Regions from separate parts of the Mus musculus genome. Here region 2 is linked to region 1. Evidence: chromatin loops called from intact Hi-C (ENCODE). Cell type or tissue: left cerebral cortex. All regions are shown on one strand. Links, peaks and the distances in the headings refer to the core of each region. The heading gives the core; the rest is flanking DNA. Region 1 has its middle 24 kb from the start of Ripor2. Region 2 overlaps Ripor2 (RHO family interacting cell polarization regulator 2).

Region 1 (10,910 bases), core at 902-8,901:
AAATGTAGAATAATCATAGAGCACCCCACCCCACCCCGCCCCAACACTCTTCCAAGGCTTGTGTTTTGTTTCCTTTACTTTTTCTGTGAAGTTTCAACCAGTCTGAGCTTCCTGGATTTATTGCTTTTATATATAATCTTAATTTAGTTTTCCTTCCCTTCCTTCCTTCCTTCCTTCCTTCCTTCCTTCCTTCCTTCCTTCCTTCCCTCTTCCTCCCTCCTGTCATGTTTTAATTTTGCAAGGGGCAAATGTAATTCACAAGCCATCTTGGCTCATCATCGTCATCATCATTAATTTTCTATCTCAACCTCAGTTTTCCCTCCCTCCTCTCCTCTCAGTCCCTGCTCCCACCTCCCCTTTGCCACCACTCCCCACTCCTCCATTTCTCCTGCCCCTCTTGGGCAACCAAGCATAGCATATCATGTAGCAGTAAAACTAGGCACCTCCCCTTGGAGTAAGGCTGGATAAGATCATCCAGCATGAGGGAAAAGGGTCCCAAAAGCCAAGAAAGGAATCAAAGACAGCCCCTTCTCCCACTGTTAGGAGTCCCACAAGAAGGTCAAGCTACACAATTGTAACATGTGTGCAGAGGGCCTAGGTCAGTCCTATGTGCAGAGGGGCCTAGGTCAGTCCTATGCAAGCTTCCTGGTTGGTGATTCACTCTCTGTGAGCCCCTGTGAGCCAAGGTTGGCTGATTCTGTGGGTTTTCTTGTAGTGTCCATGAGTCTTCTAGCTCCTACAATCCTTTCTCTCCATCTTCTGCAGGATTCTCTGAGCTCCGTCTAATATGTGGCTGTGGGTCTCTGCATCTGTTTCTATCAGTTGCTGGATGAAGCCTCTCTGATGGCTAATGGGGTAGGCACCAATCTATGAATATTGCAGAATAGCACTAGGAATCACTTCAGTAACTTTTTTTTTTTTCTGGGCATCTTTGGTTCTATCTTAGGTCTCTGGGCTATCCAGTCTCTGAGTCTTGGAGTGCCACGTAGTGTTAGGGCTAGGCTCCTTTACCTGATGTGGGGAAACATGTAGTTTTATAAACAGTCTACATAGAGAGGCAGAGCTTAGCTTGCATCCTAATTAACAATTTCTTGATACATTTTGAGAGCCTTTTGCTCTGAGGTAAAGTTTCCTTTGGAAAGGAAAGCACACAGACCAACTTTCTTTCTTTTTTCTTTTTAACGTTTAATTTAATGATATGGGTATTTTGTCTACACACCACATGTGTGCCTGCCAGAAGAGGGTGTCAAAACCCCCGGTACTGGAGCTACAGATGGTTGTGAGCCATCATATGGGTGCTGGGAATTGAACCTGGGTCCTCTGCAAGAACAGCACGTGCCAAGACTGACTGCCCTGGGGAAAGATGATACTTATTTTTTAAAAAATGAGTGAATTTGTTCCAAACACCTGCTAGTCTCTTCAGTCTTAGGCACTAGAGGCATCTAGTTCCTCTCCATATAGAAGCCATTCCCCTCCTTAATTTGTGTATTCACTTTACATTCTGATCAAAGCCCCTATCCCTCCTCACACAGGCCCTCTCCCCTTTCTTCCTTTGAGAAGGGGAAGGTACCCCTTGGGTACCACCCTACCCTGGCATACCTAGAAGCCTTCTTTGAGGAGACCGAAGAAGCTCCTCCAGGATATGAATGTGTGTGCCTCTGCTACCATGTGGCCTACCAGCTCTGGGAACAGAGAGAGCGGGCAAAACGTTTGCAGTTGGATGAGGTCTTGAAGTGAGATCTTAAGAGCTATGGGAACACAAGAGTCCAAGCGATACTTTGCACACACATTGTGAACTCGTGGGGTTTTACTGTCCCAATCATTGCACTGGACCGCAGCCACTGAGCAGTTCTCAAAACAGAAGCAGCCAGGCTGGGGCTTCCAAACCAGGAGGCTGCTAAGGTGCAATTTCCACGCTAACAGGCTGACTGACGGCCTTAGAACTGAGTCTTCCCGCAGGATTGGTGGTCTCTTCTCTGAAAGACAATCCATACAGTGGTGTGTCCACCACTGTCAAGGTTGCCTAGCAATGACATGGATGAATTCCCTTTAATTTGATAAGTGTGAAACCACAAAAAGAAACAGCGCATAGTGCCAGCAGTTGGATTTTCAATTTTTCAATGCCTTGATAATCGAATCACCCACTTTTCTATGAAAAGTTCATGGCTACTCGATAGTAACTGTTTTCCAATGACACAGTGAGGTTGTGGATGTCTAGAAAGCATGCTTAAGGCTGTGGGTGTGAGTGGGGGGTGGAGAGGGGAAGAGGGAGGGAAGAGAGGGAGGGAGGGGAGAGGAAGGGAGAGGGAGGAAGAAGAATTAGAGTGTTATGTGTAAGTAAACATCCTCTCTCTCTCTCTCTCTCTCTCTCTCCCTCCCCCTTTCTCTGGAAATAACAAGAGTGGCACCCCATGCTTCTTAGCTCTGTGAACCTTAACATTTTCTCTAACCACAGAGAACAAACAGGATCTCAGAGAGGCGGTGAGCGAACACCTTGTAAGCACTACTGGCTTTCTTTTCCTTTCCAGCTCTTTCTGCATCTGTACAAAACCTGTGAGAGGGGGAAGATGGTTCCTTTTAAAAAAAATATGTGTCAGCTGTAAAGTAACAGGGTTGCCCTAACAACAAGCTTCCTGAGTGGTTCCCTTCTGTGTGTGGGAAGAGACTCACTGTGTGGGGACTGCACTGCTTTCTCCAGCAGGTCAGAGAACAGAAAGCCCAGGGAAACCTGGGTGGTCATGCACTCCGGGTGCAAATGTCCTGATGGTGAGGTCAGGCAGAGAGCCGAGGTTTTTAGAAATGATGTCTCAGCAAAGAGAGTCAAAGTGGGGGATGAGTGGGAGTGGAGGGATTCGTATGAGCAAAGTACAGTACACCCAAGTGTGTGAAAATAAAACCCATCATTTTGTATGCTAGCTGAAATAATTTAACAGGAAAATGGAAACAAAACAAAACAGAGGCCTCAGACAATGGATAAGTCTTGTGCTTTCAATACAGGATGAGGCTCAGAGAGGATCAATGACCTGCCCATGTTCCGGCAATTCTACATGGCAGGGAAAACAGAATCCCCATTCTATGACATGAGTGTATGTTTGCAAGCACGGCAGTAAGTACATTACTGTTCACGGAGTACTAGTCTAAGTACTTCCCTGGAATAGGCTGTAATCTGCACACAGTCCCAGGAGGTTTGTGCTCCATTTCTCAAGTGAGTAAACTGGAGGACAAGGGGTTAGACAATCTGTTTGAGGTCACAAAGCAGATTAACGGGCAAAACCCAGGCAGAGCCTACACATTCCTTCTTAAAGTGAGATACTACTTAAAACCCAGGTCCCACATGAACTAGCAGTGAGCCATGACTGTGAAAACCAATGAAAGCGTACTGATTGGTGTTCTCGAAGGATTCGCTCTGGTCTCTAAGGAGTAAGTTAACCAATATGCTCCACGGAAGAGCAAGACAAATAGTTAGGACCCTTCGATGAAAGCTAAGCTATACAGCCAAATGGATGCTGCAATCTCACATTGCCATTGAGGAAACGGAAGTTACATTGCAAAACCTGTGCAAGACAGAACTAGAATTCAAGTCTAAAGCTGCTCTGAAATGACACCGGTCACTGAGGATAAAATAATGGCGTTGAGGGGGATAAGTGGTTAAGAGCATGGGCTGATCTTCTAGAGGACCTGGGTTTGATTCCCCGCACCGACTGACATCTCACAACTGTCTGTTAAGCCTATCCCAGGACACCAGACACTCTCCTCTGGTCTCCACAGATGTCAGGCATGTGGCACATAGACATAGATGCAGGCAAGCAACCCGTACATATAAAACAATAATTTAAAACAATGACCTTGATAGCTATGGGTGCTCAGCAGGAGGTCTGCAGATTGGCGGAGCCCTGCTTTGTGATCCTTCCTTTCAGGATGGGCCCATGCCTGATCCAGGCTTGTGCTCTGACCTGTAGATGGCGCTCTTCGGCACCGGACCCAGATACAAAGAAAAATCCCTCTGGATAGGAAAATGTGGACTGGACATTTTAGAGTGTCACACCTGGAGGGAAAAGTGGCTGCAAAGTAGGCGATTATCCAAAGTAGGCGAATCTTTCTAGTTGTAATTGTTAACCTGGTTTCTAAGTAACCACCAACTCCAGGAGGGGAAGTCAAAGAACAGAGAGCCCAAGCCTAAGACTTCAAGACACCCGCCGTTCTCAGTGCCCATCAGTCAAGCAAAGCATCAGATGGAAGCCTGAGTCACCAGCAGCAAAGCTCAACAGGGATCCCTCTCACCAATAGACACTGATAAAAACCCCAATCATGATCTTATCTTACTTTTGTTTTTGCTTATTTTTTTTCTAACAAGATCACACTGTGTAGCCCAAGCTGGCCTTGAACTCCTCACCTTTGCCTCCTAAGTCTTGAGATTAGAGGCGTGTGCCACCATGCCTGGCCTGCATTATTATCGTATGATGTCATTTACATTTTCTTTTGACACAATGTCTCTCATAGCTCAGGCTGGACTCAATGTACTATGTAGCCGAGGATGCCCTTGACTACCGATCCTCCTGTCTCCACACACCAGTGCTGGAATTACAAGGATGTGTCCCCGGGCCACACTCATAAACTCTAATTTTAAATATTTCTATGGCTAAAACAAAGTAAGCGTAGATAGCAGGAATAGCCTGGAGCACAGGGCTTCTCAGTGCACACACTTGATTCTTACCTGGTTGAACTTGTAAGATTTAGGAGACAGGGTACACCCCCTCACTCCCAGTATCCCTTTTATACTACTTAACAGACTTAAAAAAAAAAAAAACCCAAACAAGGTATTTTATGAAAAATCTGAGGTTCCCCCAGTCCCAATTCCCATCCATTTAGGCAATTCCAAATTCTAGAAAGGTTTTTGCCTATGACCCATCTGGTTGCAGCATTAGAATAAGACATCTGGAGGTTACTGCCTGCCTTTTTAAAACACTAAGCCCAACTGCACGATTAACTGAAGATCTGTGAATCGAGATGGAAAGCTAAGCAATGCCAGAGGGTGTCGGGTGTGCCCAGGATTCAACCCCGACCCCCTACACACACAAGGAAAAGAAAAATGAAGAGCCTGGTAACAAATGAATGTGACAGAACAAAGGGAGGGGGACAGCCAAGTAGAAGGAGGGATGGAGGGAGGAGAAGGATCTAGGAAGAGAAGGGGGTGGGAGGTGGGAGGAGAGGAGGGCTGGCTGGTCACCAGGAGAAAGAAGCCCTCTGGCCCCATTCATTCAGTTCCTACCCCAGGGCCTGGCACACACAAAGTACTGTGACAGCCTTCCCTTTGGATGTCATCAAAGAGCACACATATGAGGGACAAAGTATAAAATCTCCGTTCTATTTTTCTGGCCTAAAGCAGATCTTTACTTAGCTGTAATCCTTTAAAAACATAACCTTCGGAACAATCGCTCAACTGCAATGTCCTTGCCTTGCCTTGTGCCCCATTATGATCGCCTTGCTCCGAACAACTATCTTCCTTCATACAAAGCACTTGAAAGGTTCCCACAGTAGAGCAGCGCAGCCTGGCTCCTGCCAGAGAGATGGGTTTACCTTCGCCAAAAATGTCATCCTCTTCATCCAGAAGATCCTCAGGGTCAAGGAATTGCATTGTGGGAAGACCAGGAGCTGAAGGCACTCACAACCTAGGACACACGGGAGCCACTTTAGCTCTGAGCAGCCACACTGCCTGGGAGGCGATTTCCTTCCCCACAGCGGATTGCCCAAGCCCTGGGGAGGGCAGCTTCCGCATCTGCCCTGAAGAAAGCAGCTTCATTCATATGAAAAGCCTTCTGAAACTTTTTGCAGTGTGAACTCCAGGTGAGGTAATTCTCACCACTGAGAAGAAAGACTTGTTTCGGAAGGGGATGCAGATCCAGTCGGATTCCAGCATAGATATCACTCAGGCAGAGTTTGATAAGTTCTATTTCAAAGCACCAACTTTCATATTTCTTTGAGAGGACGGTGGGCTCTTAGCTTTCCTGCTTATGAATCTCAACACAATGGGTAGTGTTGAAAGAGAAAGGCTCACATTTCTCATATCTTGCTTTTGCTTCAATGACAGTTTATTTGAAAGTAAAGCAAGCCTTGTGCTACACCAAAGCCTGCATTTGGAAGACATGAGCTTTTTTTTTTTTTTTTTTGTTTGTTTCCCTTAGCAACAGTTGCGTTTTCCTCCTTTGTAAACCTCTTTCATTTGAGGGCAACTTTAGAGTAACACTTAAAGCAACTGTAGCATTCACCCGGGCTTTTCCTAGTTCTAACCAACCCACATCAGTGAGCAGATAATAGGTCTGTGTCTGACAATGTCCATTGCATAACATTTACTCATTCTGATACTTAGGACTTTCATCAGTAAAGAGGAGGAAGAAGAAGAAGAAGAAGAAGAAGAAGAAGAAGAAGGAGAAGAAGAAGAAGAAGAAGAAGAAGAAGAAGAAGAAGAAGAAGAAGAAGAAGAAGAAGAAGAAGAAGAAGAAGAAGGAGAACAAAGAAAATGTAGCTTAAAAAACAAACAAACAAACAAAAAACAACCCAACCCAGCAGCAGTCCCTCCAAAAGGGAGGAGTTAAAGCCCAGCTTTCACGTGACCACCAGTGGTTTGCACCACCACCCAGAACTACCCAACAGATTCCACCAGTGTGTGACAGATAGATACTACAACCCCATCTGGGGCTTTTCTAGAGGCAGAAGATGCAAATGAAGGAAGGTGTCAGTTGAGGAGCTGTGGTTCACCCCAAGTGTTTATTTTTAGTCTTGTTTACTGTGTGTTTTTGAAGACTCCCAGTGTTACCTTTGCGCTGAGAGCCCGTTCCTTCCTTCTGTAACTGCCTTGGAATTATGCCAATTGTTTCCCAAGGGGAATCTTGATGGTAGGGCTAAGCAAGTCAAGCAGTTAACCCAGGGGTCAAGAGTCGTTGAGGATGGACCAGCAGCACTATCGAGGGTCTATCTATGAACCAGTTCCTATGGGGAGGTTCCCCCAAAAGTAGGGACATGCTGAGTCCTGCTGGGATCACCGGCCATCTCAACCAGGGCAGAGACTGCCCTTCAGGGAAAGCCTAGAAATGCTGTGTGCTGGGATTGAGCAATGGCTGGGGATCATTTATGGTACATGGGTCTTGCCCCTTAGGGCAGGACGCTTCCTGCAAATGGACAGGAACTGCCCATTAGGGTAGGAGGAACTGTCTTGTCCCAAAAGCCAGTAGTGTTCACTCGAAAAATAGCAAGAGGCAGACAGCTTGCCCTAGATCTCCGTTGCTTCTGGCCACCCACCTCCTTACCCCAGTTCCTATGAAAATGCTATTTCTGGTGAATTAATAGCATAAGCTGAGTGAATTAGGTCCAGATGTCAGAACCTGGCTGTGGTATAGAGTTTTATCTTGCGCAGTTGAGACAAAAGAGAGGATGGGAGCCGAGTCGTTCTCAGCCATCGCCCTGTGTTCGTAGCCTCGTCAAGTGTGTCCCACCGACCACCATCCAGTGGGCTGAATGAAAAGGAGAGAGAGAGTGCACACCAGCATTCATCTCCCAGCTTCCTGACTACAGACACAATGTGACCAGCTGCCTCGCGTTTCCATTGCTGTGCTTCCCAGCCACGGTGGACTAGACCCTAAAACCCTTTAGCCAAATAGCCAACCTTCCGTCCTTCCTTCCTTCCTTCAATTGCTTTTTGCCAGGTGTTCGGTCACAACCATCTGTGTCAATGTAACCTTTTCAGGTCTGTTTCCCTACCTCTGAATAAGTGAAACTGTGTCCCTGCAGAACCAGGCGCTGGAGTCGTCATGTGACCTTATTTGGGAATAGGGCTTGTGATGACTATAAGTGGTGAACATGAGCACACATCATCACAATGCAGTAGGGGGATCCTGAGCTCATTATCATAATGGAACAGGGATCCTTAATCCAATATGAACAGGTCTCTTATAAAATGAGGACATTTAAAGAGAGACATGGGAAGAAGAGTGCACCACTTGAGGACAAAGGCAGAGATCTATGAACAATACCATAGACGGCCAATAAAGCACGAGAAGAGACATGAGTGGGCTTTCTCTCTCATCCCTTAGAAGGAATCATCTCTAACGACACTTGACCTCTGGTTTCCAGGCTCTAGAACTATGCAGCAGTGAGTATCACTGTTGAAAACCACCTAGTTCATGGTATACTGTCATGACAGGCCCAGCAAACAACTGTGCTCACGGGTTTGGCTAGTTTTGAGGATTAAATAGAATAATTTAAATCAGGACCACACAAGTTGTAGTAGTTTGAATACAAATGACCCCAATAGTCCCACGGGAAGTGTGGCCTTGATGGAGTAGGTATGAATTTGTGGGATGAAGTGTGTCACTGGGGTGGGTTTTTAGGTCTCAAAGGTCCAAGGCAGGCCTAGTGTGTCTGTCTCTTCCTACTGCCTACCAATCCAGATGTAGAACTCTTAACTACACAGCTCCACATCTGCCTGTATGCCACCATGCTTTACGCCATGAGGATAATGGGCTGAGGAATTTCTGAACTGTAAGCCAGCCCCAGTTAAGTTTTCTTTTAGAAGTGTTGCTGTGATCATGGTGTCTCTTCACAGAAATAAAACTCGAAGACAACAGTGCACAGTAAGTTTCTGTTCTAATCATCCCATCTAAAAGCCCCATGGGGCATCTTAGAGCACATTTCAAAGTCCCTATGGGGATGGAGAATGCACCTTCCCTACGCTGTGATGGTTTTGGTAAGAAGGCTCCCATAAGCTCATCTATTTGAATGCTCAGGGCACAGCATTATTTGAAAGGATTAGAGAGCAGGCTTTGAAGTTTCAAAAGCCTAGGCCAGGCCCAGTGTCTCTCTCTTCCTGCTGCTTGTAGATCTTGATACAGAACTCTCAGCTACCTCTCCAGCCCCCATGCTTCCTGCCATGATAATAATGGAGTAAATCTCTGAAACTGTAAGCCAGCCTCGAGGAAATGCTTTCTTTTATAAGAGTTGCCGTGGGCATGGTGTCTCTTCACAGCAGTAGAACAGTGACTAAGACACATGCCCTATATAAAGTCTCAGTAACCCTCAGTACTCGGATCAGTTACTTTTTTTGCTGCCATAATAGAATGTGATATCAGACAGAGACAAGGACAGAAACACGGTGAAGGAGGAAATTTCCATTTTTGGCTCTCACAGTTCAAGAGGATACAGTTCATCCCAGAGGAGGACGGAAGCTGTGGTTGGGAATGGCTTATATTTGTGGCAGCTGAGAATGATGTATCAGCAGTGAGAGAGTAATAGTATCAGCTGTGAGGAAGCAGAGGGAACAGCTGGTGTATATCTCATAACCGGACTCACTGATCCACGTCTTCCTCTGAAGACACACTTCCTAAAGGTCTCACAATCCCCCCAAATGGTGTTACCAGATGGAGACCAACTACTCAAACACATGAGCCCATGGGAGATATTTTATATCCAAATCATCTCTCCTCTAGTCTCCTTCGCTCCAATTGAGATGTCTTAAAAATAACTAACAAAATCAGGGCAGAAGCTGCGAAGACTCTCTTGAACGCAGAGATACAGAAAACACAGCCTTTGTCTCCAGATTTTACAATCACCTGAGAAAGAAGCTGTGCATGTTTGATGGTTAGGTGAGGAGAAAAGTTAATGGAATTAGATAATGCATTTATATGTAAGAATTTCCTGAATATTACACAAACTAAGAAATCTTATACAACACAAATAGTATGATTGAATTTATATAAAAATCCCCAAGTGGGCAGAATGGAAAAAGAACATGTGTAAGTAAAAGCTAACATATATACAATGCTGCATATAGCTCTAAACTTATTGGCTTACTGAATTTTTACACCAAGCCTATACACAGGTATAATTAGTATCTGCAATTTAAGGTTCAAAGAGTAAAGTGGCTTGCCCAAATCTTGAGTCTGGTAAGTGGCAGAGAGGCTGACATTTGACCCAGGCCTCAGAGTCCACATCCTTCAATACTACACCATGCTGACCAGAATATCTGTAAGGAATAAGGGTAATGGGCTTTGTTTTCAGCTCCCCATTGCAAGTCTTTGCTTACATGGCTTCCTTACCCAGAAGGCCCCTCCTATCTGGTCTCCCAACTTGGAAAATGTCTACTTATCTTCGGAGCTTAGTTCAAGAGCTATCTCTTTCATGAACCCCCGAATTAGTTACATTTTTTTTCATTGCTGTGACCAAATACCAGATAAAAGGCAAAGTCAGAGAGGGGAGGCATGGTTCATGGTTTGTGAGCTATAGTTCATCACAACAGGGAGGGTATGGGGATCACTGGCTGCAAGGCAGCATGAGTATGAGGCAGCTGCTTGTTCACATCTCAGTGGCCCAGGAAGCAGAGAGGAAGGGACAGGGAGAGGGGAAGGAGAGAGATTCAGGAGTGTGCTTGTTTCTGTTGAACACTCGACAAAAGTAGCCCTAAGGGAGGAAGGATCATTATGCATGCAGGCCATCATCTCCAGGAAGTCAAGGCTGGACTTCACAGCCACTGCGAAGAGCAAAGAGAGAATGAGGGCATGTATGCTTGCTTTTGTTCAGGCTTCTTCCTCTCCACCTGTACACAGTCCAAGACTCAAACCAAAGGAACAGCTCCTCCTATAGCGGTGGGCCTTCCCACCTAACTTAACACAATCAGGAAGAAACGTCACAGGCATGACCATGGGCCAACCCGATCTAGACAGCGCTGCATTGGGGCTCTCTTCCCAGGTGATTCTAGACTGTGACAGGTTGAGGACCCAAACTGACATTATTTATTTATTTTATGTTTTTCATTTTTTTCCTGTGGTGAGTGTGTGTGTACATGTTTGGAAACCTAAATTTGATGTTAGAAATCTTCCACTTTTTCTTGTAAGCTAGCATCTCTCAGTTACATGGTTAGT
Region 2 (10,910 bases), core at 1,687-9,686, 73 kb before region 1:
CTGCTCCATCCCAGCTCTGTTTACCATTCACTTCTATTTTGCCCTTCAGTTTCCACCTCTGCCGACCATACTTCATGAAAATCTGGGGTGAAGACATTAGGGAGCCTCCTGTTTCACCAGACTCCACCTTCCCTCCCAATTGCCCAGATCCAAGAGCCAGGAATCTGGCCCACACCCTTCATTCCCCTGCCCACCCAGTCTGGGTTCTCAGTGGAGCGCGTGAGGAGTGTAGAGGAGGTTTAGTTTATTGACTTGAAACAGTGTCTCACTATGTAGCACTGGTTACCCTGGAACTCACTAAGTAGACCTGGCTGGTCTCCAACTCACAGCACTCTACCTGCCTCTGCCTCCTGAGTGCTAATATTCAGGCCGTGTTGTAACAAATCTGGACCAGTTTAGGAGTGCACTCTGGTTCTCTAGCTCAGGGTGTGGATGTTTCTTTAGTAAAAGGTTAGAGCAGCGGCTGGATCGTTGGCTCAGAGGCCAAGAGCACTTGCGGCTCTTGCGGAGGACTGAGGGTTGCTTCCCAGGACCCACACTATGGCTTATAGCGACTTTAATTCCAGTTCCAGGGAGATCCAACACCCTCTTCCGTCTTCTTCAGGCATCTCTCTCTCTCTCTCTCTCTCTCTCTCTCTCACACACACACACACACACACACACACACACACACACGGTGTAAAGACATACATGAAGGCAAGCACTCAGATACAAAATAAATCTACATAGGCACTTTCAATGGCGGTCATAGCTCTGTGTCAATCTGCCCACTCACATAAAACCTGTCTTTTTTTTTTTTAACCCTACATCAGTCCATCAGCCATGGGAACTGGAGCTCTGCTGACCCCAGCTCCTGTAGAGACGAATAAAGATCTGTCTCTGGTGATGCTGGTAAGGGTCGGGACCTTCCAGACTCTGGGCAGAGGAGGGCAGTTGGTGTGAATGGCCTCAGAGCCTCTGCCAAGAGAGGAAATTATTACATGCATGCTCTTTTGAAGAAGGAAGAGACAAATGGCCTTTTGATTTTGAGAAAGTTTTGTTTCTGAGACAGGGTCAGGATGTCTTAAATAATAATCCCTTCAGATATGAGCTACAATGAAGTTTATAAGTACATTTTTTTTGACAAAGAAAACTCTATAATCAGGTGTTAGTCATGTCCAACCTTTGGGTATGAGCAGATGACACTGTCATACAGAAAGTTCACACTCAAGAACTGTGCAATTGAGTGACCCAAAATTTTCACATACACAAAAAATATCTCCTAATGTGTGAAGCTTTTAATTTTGTGTCAGGCCACACTTATATTCTTGGCTGCATGCAGTCAAGTTGTGACTTAGTCCAGTTGTGACTTCCTTAGTCCTATTCTTTGGGACAGATAAACACACCAATGAGCAGTGCCTAATAAACCTACATTTATCTGCATTTATCTGCTTTTAACTAGGTCTAACCTGACCTGTATTTATGTCCTCGAGAGAGAGCGAGCGAGAGAGAGAGAATAACTAAGAGGCAATGATAAAGGTTATAGGTGTTAAGAATTGTCTGGGTCTCCATCCAGTGGAAAAAAGACAGCATGTTCAACAAATGGTGCTGGCACAACTGGCGGTTATCATGTAGAAAAATGCGAATTGATCCATTCTTATCTCCTTGTGCAATGCTCAAGTCTAAGTGGATCAAAGAACTCCACATAAAACCAGAGACACTGAAATTTATAGAGGAGAAAGTGGGGAAAAGCCTCAAAGATATGGGCACTGGGGAAAAAAATTCCTAAACAGAACAGCAATGGCTTGTGCTGTAAGATCAAGAATTGACAAATGGGACCTCATGAAATTGCAAAGCTTCTGTAAGGCAAAAGACACTGTCAATAGGACAAAAAGGCCACCAACAGATTGGGAAAGGATTTTTACCAATACTAAATCTGATAGGGGACTAATATCCAATATATACAAAGAGCTCAAGAAGCTGGACTCCAGAAATTCAAATAACCCCATTAAAAAATGGGGTACAAGAGGCAGGCGGATTTCTGAGTTTGAGGCCAGCCTGGTCTACAAAGTGAGTTCTAGGACAGCCAGGGCTATACAGAGAAACCAAAAAAAAAAAAAAAAAAAGGAGGTACAGAGCTAAACAAAGAATTCTCAAGTGGGGAATACCGAATGGCTGAGAAGCACCTGAAAAAATGTTCAACATTCTTTTTTTTTTTTTTTAAAGATTTATTTTATTATTAATATATGTAAGTACACTGTAGCTGTCTTCAGACACTCCAGAAGAGGGAGTCAGATCTTGTTGCGGATGGTTGTGAGCCACCATGTGGTTGCTGGGATTTGAACTCTGGACCTTCGGAAGAGCAGTCGGGTGCTCTTACCCACTGAGCCATCTCACCAGCCCAATGTTCAACATTCTTAATCATCAGGGAAATGCAAATCAAAACAACCCTGAGATTCCACCTCACTCCAGTCAAAATGGCTAAGATCAAAAATTCAGGTGACAGCAGATGCTGGTGAGGATGTGGAGAAAGAGGAACACTGCTGGTGGGATTGCAAGCTTGTACAATCACTCTGGAAATCAGTCTGGCAGTTCCTCAGAAAATTGGACATAGTACTACCGGAAGATCCTGTAATACCTCTCCTGGGCATATACCTAGAAGATATAATAATATCTTCTAGGTATATATCAGCTGGTAATAAGGACACATGCTCCACTATGTTCACAGTAGCCCTATTTACACTAGCCAGAAGCTGGAAAGAACCCAGATGCCCCTCAACAGAGGAATGGATACAGAAAGTGTGGTATATTTATACAATGGAGTACTTACTCAGCTATTAAAAACAATGAATTTATGAAATTCTTGGGCAAATGGATGTATCTGGAGGATATCATCCTTAGTGAGGTAACCCAATCACAAAAGTAGTCACTTGATATGCACTCACTGATAAGTGGATATTAGCCCAGAAACTTAGAATACCTAAGATGCATTTGCAAAACACAAGAAAATCAAGAAGAAGGTAGACCAAAGTGTGGATACTTCATTCCTCCTTAGAATAGGGAACAAAACACCCATGGAAGAAGTTACAGAGACAAAATTTGGAGCTAAGACGAAAGGATGGACCATCCAGAGCCTACCCCACCCAGAGATCCATCCCATAAACCAGCCACCAAACCCAGACACTATTGCATATGCCAGCAAGATTTTGCTGAAAGGACCCTGATATAGCTGTCTCTTGTGAGGCTATGCCAGTGCCTGGCAAATACAGAAGTGGATGCTCACATCCATCTATAAGATGGAATACAGGGCCCCAATGGAGAAGCTAGAGAAAGCACCGAAGGAGCTGAAGGGATCTGCAACCCTATAGGTGGAACAACAATATGAACTAACCAGTACCCCAGAGCTCGTGTCTCTAGCTGCATATATAGCAGAAGATGGCCTAGTTGGCCATCATTGGGAAGAGAGGCCCCTAGGTCTTACAAACTTTATATGCCCCAGTACAGGGGAATGGCAGGGCCCTGTACTGGGAGTGGGTGGGTAGGGGAGTGGGGGGAGTATAGGGGACTTTCAGGATAGCATTTGAATTGTAAATAAAGAAAATATCTAATAATAATAATAATAATAATAATAATAATAATAATAAAAGAATTGTCTGGGTCTTATGTGAAAGATTGTCCTTTCAGTGTTGGGAGAGGAACTGAGGGAGGAAGGGTCATAATTGGTAGTGAGCGACGTATATGAGGATGGTAATAGTGGGGTGTATGGAACTGCCATGTTCCACATGTGGGAGTCAGTTCTCAGATTACCCTCCAGACTTTCTCACTGGCTCAAAATGTTAAAAGACAAATGAAGGAAAAATAATAACAACTGGACTCAGGCCTGATGGTACATGCCTGACATCCAAACTGAGGCAGGAGGATCACAAGTTCAAGTTTTAGCTTGAACAAACAACTTTATGAACTGCGGTTTCAATAATAAAAAGTAGAAGTGGGGAAATGGCTCAGCATTAAGAGCACATACTATTCTTGCAGAGAACCCAAGTTCAGTTTCCAGCATCTACAGGAAGCACAACTGCCCCAAACTCAAGCTTTGGTCTCTGTAGGCACCTGCATCCTGTGCACATACCTACACAAACACATATAGGCACTCCTCTACACACACACACACACACACACATTTTAAAAAAGTAAAACATTGACTGAAGATGTAGCTCAATGGTAGAGCATTTGCTTAGCATGTACAAGTTCCTTGGTTAATAGTACCAGAACAGCAGCAGCAGCAGCAGCAACAACAACAACAATCATAACTATAGCCCTTCAAGCCTTCAATGCCAACATGCAGACCAACACATTACTTACTTCATATTGATCTCCAGGACAGAGGCGGGCAAAGCCAGCCAGACCTGAAAACAAGAGATCGTTCTGTGAGTTGCAGAACACATTTCCCTTCTTTAGAGACACAATTTGTCATGGGTTAAAAACTCATGTAATAATGTAACAGGTGTAGGAGCATCTTCAGAGAATAGCCTTTGTGGGGATATACAGCTAGCAGGACATGCCCCTTAGGGTGGTGGGAGGAGGTTTCAAGGGGAGTCTGTTGGGTGGTGAGAACTCTGTGTACCTTTGGCAGATTTCAGGATCAGGGCAGCAGGACCAAAAAGACCTATTCTTTCACTGACCAAAATATTCCCATGCAAATAAACTGGCCTCTTGGTTTTCCTGTCTCCCAAGATCTGTGACACTAGATACCTTCCTGTGAGTCCTTGTCCCCACACCTGTCACTTGTCTGCAGCACACTCATTCCTGTTTCTCTCATTCTACTTATATAGCACAGTGATGCCACTGTTGATGCTTATGAACTTGCTAGAAGTAGACTGTCATGTACCCCACACTGGTGATTAAGAAAACAAACCCAGGGGCTAGAAAGATGGTTAAGCAATTGTGAGCACCGACTGTTCTTCTAGAGTGCCTGGGTTCAATTCCCAGCACCCACGTGGCAGCTCACAACTGTCTGCAGCTCCAGGATCTGACAGAGACAGAACTCAACTGCACATAAAAATAAATATAAATAAAGAAAAGAAAACAAACTAAATCCAATCAACAAACTGCCAATAGCCTGTTCCTTCAAAAGAAGAAGTGTGTCTTAGGATGATTAATGCTGCGATGAAACACCATGACCAAAGCAACTTGGGGAGGAAAGCGATTATTTAGCTGAAGCGTCACTGTCACGATTCATCAGTGAACGGAAGTCAGGACAGGAGCCCAAACAGGGCAGGAACCTAGAGTCAGGAGCTGATACGAAGGTCATGGAGGCTATGGAGGGTTTCTGCTTATTGGCTTTCTCAGCCTGCTCTCTTATAGCACCCAGGACTCCCAGTCCAGGGATGGCACCACCCACGATGGGCTGGGCCCTTCCCCATCATCACAAATTAAGAAAATGTTCTATGGCTGGATCTTATGGAGGCATTTTCTCAAATGAGGCGCCCTCCTCTCAGGTGACTCTAGCCTGCGTTGATTGACAGATCCAGTTAGCACAAGGTGCCTTTTCTTCCCCTGTGTCATCTGCAGGTCAACTTGAGCCTACCGCTTCAGCAGCAACACCTTGTCAGAATACACGGCCGCCGCCCTGGGACAGCTCCAGAGTCCCAGCTTCCATTACCCTTTCCACCTTCCTATTGATATTTACCAAAAGCCCACTGTGTGAGGGTGAAAATATTAATTTACATTTTAGAATTTCTCACTAAAAAAAAAAAACTATGACATAATTGCAGTGAAAAAATCAGCACAGACGTTTTCTATTTCTAACCTTTGAGTCCTGGGGCAAGTTTCTCCTGTGCTTGTACGTGCTTGTGCATGTATACACAGGCATATGTATGCCTATGTTTGCGGATGCTTCATAGACCCTTTTTTTTTTTTTTTTTTTTTTTTTTTCCTTTTTGAGATGGGATCTCTTACTGAACCTGGAGGTTGCTGTTTGGTTAGATTGGCTGGCCAGAAAGCACAGGGACCTACTACCCATCTCAAGTCCCTTTTCCATCAGAGGCCAAGTTGGGATTATAATCACATGACCCGATGCCCAGCTTTTTATGTGGGCTCTGCAGATCCAAACCCATATCCTTTTGCTCGCTTTATGCTGTCTTCCCTGCCCTGGGTTGTGTTTCTAGCAAACAAGATTTTACTCACGTAGACATAACAAGGATGATGTCACACTGTGTGTTTTACCTTCAGTGAATGGCTCAATTTATCTCAAATGGACAAATCTGCTTCCCATTGACCCATGGGCATGGTGATGAATAAGACGAATCCAGGGAAGCTTCAAAATGGGCTCACCTCTTACCATCTTTCGACACTAGATGGCAGCAGCTCACCAACTTGGCATGCCTTTTAGTTGGCGAGCCCATGCATTTAGGAGCAGCTCTCGCTAACAATTAGAAGCTAATGAGCCACTTAGGAGGACCCACTGTAATAAAAGCAGGATTGGAGGAAGCGATTTTCATGAATAATTCTGGAGCATTTAGGCTTTTTTCCCCCACCTCCACAAAAACACATCGGAAAGAAAGCACTGCTGGCTGGCTTTTATGAATCTGAAGCCCAATGTGCTAATTCTAAGAAAACCCTATTTACCCTTTGAATACCTACAAATTATCAGCTCCTGGTTAATCCACTAGCTGGTTACATGTTGAGGTGACAATAGGGACCCCGCTTCAGGGAAGCTGACTATGTACCATGATGGATACGTTGAGAAGGGTGGGGGGACTCTTTGACGATCTCCCTTCTCAAAATCACCAGAAATTTCTTATCACGGGAGGAGGAGGGCTGGGGTCGTGATGAGTTTTGGGTCTCACTGTCCATGGAATGAACACACCTTATTGACATTCCTTATAAGGCATCTCCAGCCTCTGGTGACAGTGATAACAGCAGAATGGCAGCAGGTAGGAGGAGCCAGTTCCAGCCGAAGCTCCCCAGGCGGGGGGAGCACTTCTGCTGGAGCACCAGCTATCGTGGACTTTGGGGCCTGGCTAGGTTCTGCAAATTCTGGCCCAAGGCCCTGCTGGCATTTCTACAGCTGCGAAAAGCCCAGTGTTTTCTCAGCTGCTTGGTGGTAACTGTTGTATCAGCTAGGTTTTCATGATGGCCACTCAGAAATCATCCCTGGGTTCCCTCAGGTGGGTCTCTTTTGATCTTTTACCTTGCTCCTGTGTTAATGATCCAACAGCTCTTCCACAGCCTGAATGGAGGACAGGGTGCTGCCCCCAGTGTGACTGTGGATAAATGATGCCCCCGCTCATGGTTGAACATTTGGCCACCAGCTGGGTAGCTCTGTTGTGGGAGGTTATGGAGTCTTTAAGAGTTAGGGCCTAGCTGGAGGAATCAGACACTGGAGAGTGTGTTCTTGAGGTTTATAACTCTGCTTTGCTTCCAGCCTGTGTCTGGCTTCCTGATCCACTCTAACCCCTGCCTCAGCTGCCGGCCTCTCCGACTACCATAGCTCCCCTTCCCATAGTGGACTAAACTCCTCCAAATCTTAAGCCGCCACGGATCGTTTTCCTCTTAAGTTGTTTCTTTCAGAGAATTTATCACAGTGGAGAAAGGTTGCAGATACAACCTCATAGCTATCTACAGCTACACAGCTATAGAGCCTCCCAGCTACCTACAGCCACACAGCTGCTCACCTGGCTCCCCGTGCCACTGGCTGCCTTTGCTCAGACACGGTTCTGGTCATAGAAGTACTCCATTGTTTCCCAGTTTTGCCATGACCTTCCTAAGAGTGTACCTCGGACTGTGTCTTAGTACTGGCCTTCCTGCTTCCTGGGCAGGTTTCCCAGTTCATCCTAAAGGCCATGGTGACCAGCTAGCACTGACCTCTGGACATGTGTCCTCCTGGAACTCATTTGAATGAGGTCATCGTTGGGAAGAAAAGCAGTTTTCTGTAAGACACGCAGTTCTTAGCTTCTTTTCTGATTTGGGGTCCTGAATCCAGCTGGGTCCTTACAGGTTTTTGGAATCTGGCCTCAACAGCTCCCCACAGCACTTTTACAGAGCACAGAGATCACAGCACCCCCCCCCCCCCCCGACAGCTTTGGGCAGCATCCCCGCCTTCAGGAGGGACTTTCAGTTTAGTTGTTCTAGCCAGAGGTTATTCAGGACGCTCTCTGCACCCCCCCCCCCCATCCTTTCCTCAGTGGGAACCTTCACTTAACATTTTTTATTTTTTCTTTTCTTCTTTCTGTCTGTCCCTCTGTTCCTCTTCCTTCCTTCCTCTTCTTTCCTTCCTTCTCTCCTTCTTGCCTTTCTTTCCTTCTCTCTCTGTCTCTTTTTCTTTTTTAAAGATTTATTTATTTATTTATTTCTATGTATTTGAGTACATAGTTGCTGAACAGATGGTTGTGAGCCTTCATGTAGTTGTTGGGAATTGAATTCTTAGGACCTCTGCTCACTCTGGCCAATCAATTCTACTTGCTTCGGCCCAAAGATTTATTTATTATTATATATAAGTACACTGTAGCTGTCTTCAGACAGCGCCAGAAGAGAGCATCAGATTTCACTACAGGTGGTTATGAGCCACCATGTGGCTGCTGGGATTTGAACTCAGGACCTTCGGAAGAGCAGTCAGTGCTCTTACCCGCTGAGCTACCTCGCCAGCCCTTTTCTTTTCTTTTCTTTTCTTTTCTTTTCTTTTCTTTTCTTTCCCTTTCCCTTTCCCTTTCCCTTTCCCTTTCCCTTCCTTCTTTCTTTTTCATTCTTTCTTGACAGTGTCTCACTGTGAAGCCTAAGCTGGCCACAACCTCACAATCCTCCTGCCTCAGCCTCAAGAGTGCTAAGATTATAGGCATGGACCAGCAGACCCGACTTAATTTTCTGTTTTCTTTTGAGACAGTTTACAGCTAGCTTTGTACTCAGATCCTCCTGCCTCTGCCCTAGCAACCCCTCCATCCATCCTGGGCTCAAGCATCTACAACAGTCTGGTCATGTGTTTGCTCATGTATGCCCACTGCGTGAGGATGTGATACTCAAAGGTTCCCCTCCACCCTGCATCTCCAGACAACTGTGGTGTCCTGGGGTCATGAAGTGACAGAGGCTGGTGTGCATAGCTTAGCAGCTCTTGTCCCCATGTCTTTATCATCACCATCTCGAGGGCAACTGCCTTTCAGATTGTAGTTAGTTGTGGAGTTGAGCAAAAGGGAAGTGTGGGAGGGTGTGGCAGGAGGAACTCAGGGGTTGTCAGATCTGAGAATGTGATGCAAGTGCTTGGCTTTGGGAACAGGGGTGAGGGTAGAGGTTGAGGTGTATACTAATCAAACATAATGGACAGCAGTAGCTCATGAGAATTTGGGATGTCTTCTCACTCCTTTTGTGGAGGGAGAAAAGGACGGGGCGTGTGTGTGTGTGTGTGTGTGTGTGTGTGTGTGTGTGTGTGTGTGTTTAATCAGAGCTGTAGTTTCTGGGTTTTTTACGTTAGGAGGGTAGAGGTGATAAAAGTTGAGTTTAGGGCAACCAAGGAAGCATAAGAGAAAAGTGGGCAGAGGGATAGCAGAGCATATGGCTCAGGCATTCAGTGTCTCAGCCCAAGTCACTCAGTTCACAGTTGGTGACCAGGGCATCCACCCATGACAGAAGCTTACTCCCTCCAGATCTGAGATTTGGATTATGTGGGTGGGTGGGTGGGTAGTCCCTTCCCCATGCCATACCTTTTAGGTGCTTATGTTTTAAGCTGATGGGAATCCCTTCTCTAGTGAAAACTGGCATTTGATGGTTGATAGTGTCTGCTCAATTATTAGGACTTCTTCATAATGTGGCATTGAGGTGGTCATGTACTGGCAGCGGTGATGGTTAATTTCCATGGTCAAATTGTTTGAATAAGGAATGCCTAGAAGTGGGTATGGTGGTGGCTGACTATAGTGAGCAGAGTAAGAAATGCCTTTTAGACATGTAAAAATAGTGAGGATCCCACAAGACTGGGGAGTCTCCTGAGCCAGGACTACTGTTGGAGACTGAAACCAGACCTTTAGCTAAGTTATGTTCACAGGTGAGCAGATTTGGAGAGCTAGGCTAAGAACCATAGTTAAGAATTTACAGTGTGAACCTTGTGTGATGACCCTCAGCATAAGAAAATACAACGTTTGTTATACAAACTAAGTATGCCTACCTTATTGCTCGAAACAGTGACTATAACCCTAGCACTCAGTGGGTAGTGAGTGGTAAGAATATCAAGAGTTCAAGGTCAGCTTCAGGTATGTAACAAATACTCAATGAGACCCCATCCAGAAATAAGGAAATGAAAGGGAAGGGAAGGGAAGGGAAGGGAAGGGAAGGGAAGGGAAGGGAAGGGAAGGGAAGGGAAGGGAAGGACGAGACTCTGAGAATTAATGAGGCATAACCCTTTGGACATGTCCATGAGGGTGTTTCCAAGATCTTTAGAAGTTAAGACACACCCTGAATGCAGGCTTGGATATTAAACTGAATAAAACAAACAAACAAACAGGAGTGGTGGTGAGGTGAGCATCAGCATTGTCCTTTTTCTGCTCCTGGTCCTGGGAAATTTAAGGCATCTCAACTGCAGACCCCCACAGCCATGAGCTCTTTTATACCCTCCCGCCATGACCAAGTGTCCCCCACTCAAGCCATAAACTACAACAAACCCTTTCTTCCCAAAGTTCCCTTTTGAATCAGGTATTTGTCATAGAGATGGGAAAAGTAACTTAATGTAGGAGCCAGGACCCCAGGATTCAGCTTTAAGTCTGATGTCAGCTTACTGTGTGGCCTTGGAGACGTCATCTAATGCTTTTTGGCTACTGGTGTCCACACATGAAATGGAAGAAATTATCCCTCTCATCAAAAACAGAAGCATCTGATACCAGTGAACATCAGAAACGGCCTCAGCAGCCCTGTGTTAACACACGTGCTGACCCCAGTCTCTGTGTGCTGGCCTA

The links. A loop is a pair of places that touch in the nucleus more often than their neighbours do. Peaks named below come from ENCODE experiments on the same cell type or tissue, not always from the same donor. Only the 100,000 strongest peaks of a DNase experiment are listed, where the experiment ranks them.
Region 2: a loop joins it to region 1, with 4 times the contacts of the local background. A loop is called at or near these places in 8 of 42 quality-filtered maps.

Annotation. Positions count from the first base shown.
Region 1 is chr13:24,609,415-24,620,324 of GRCm38, reverse strand. It overlaps a transcript of Ripor2 not described here. Among named protein-coding and RNA genes, the nearest start is that of Ripor2, 24 kb to the left of the region's middle. In left cerebral cortex, for the core only: a CTCF peak has its summit at 3,951 (motif pointing right); DNase peaks (open chromatin) are centred at 2,709, 3,963 and 7,269.
Region 2 is chr13:24,682,938-24,693,847 of GRCm38, reverse strand. Ripor2 (RHO family interacting cell polarization regulator 2) reads right to left here. Exons shown (of 23, transcript NM_029679.2): 9 at 4,339-4,382; 10 at 1-82. Among named protein-coding and RNA genes, the nearest start is that of Ripor2, 50 kb to the right of the region's middle. In left cerebral cortex, for the core only: a CTCF peak has its summit at 6,327 (motif pointing right); DNase peaks (open chromatin) are centred at 6,347 and 6,864; H3K4me3 peaks cover 541 bases; H3K27ac peaks cover 322 bases.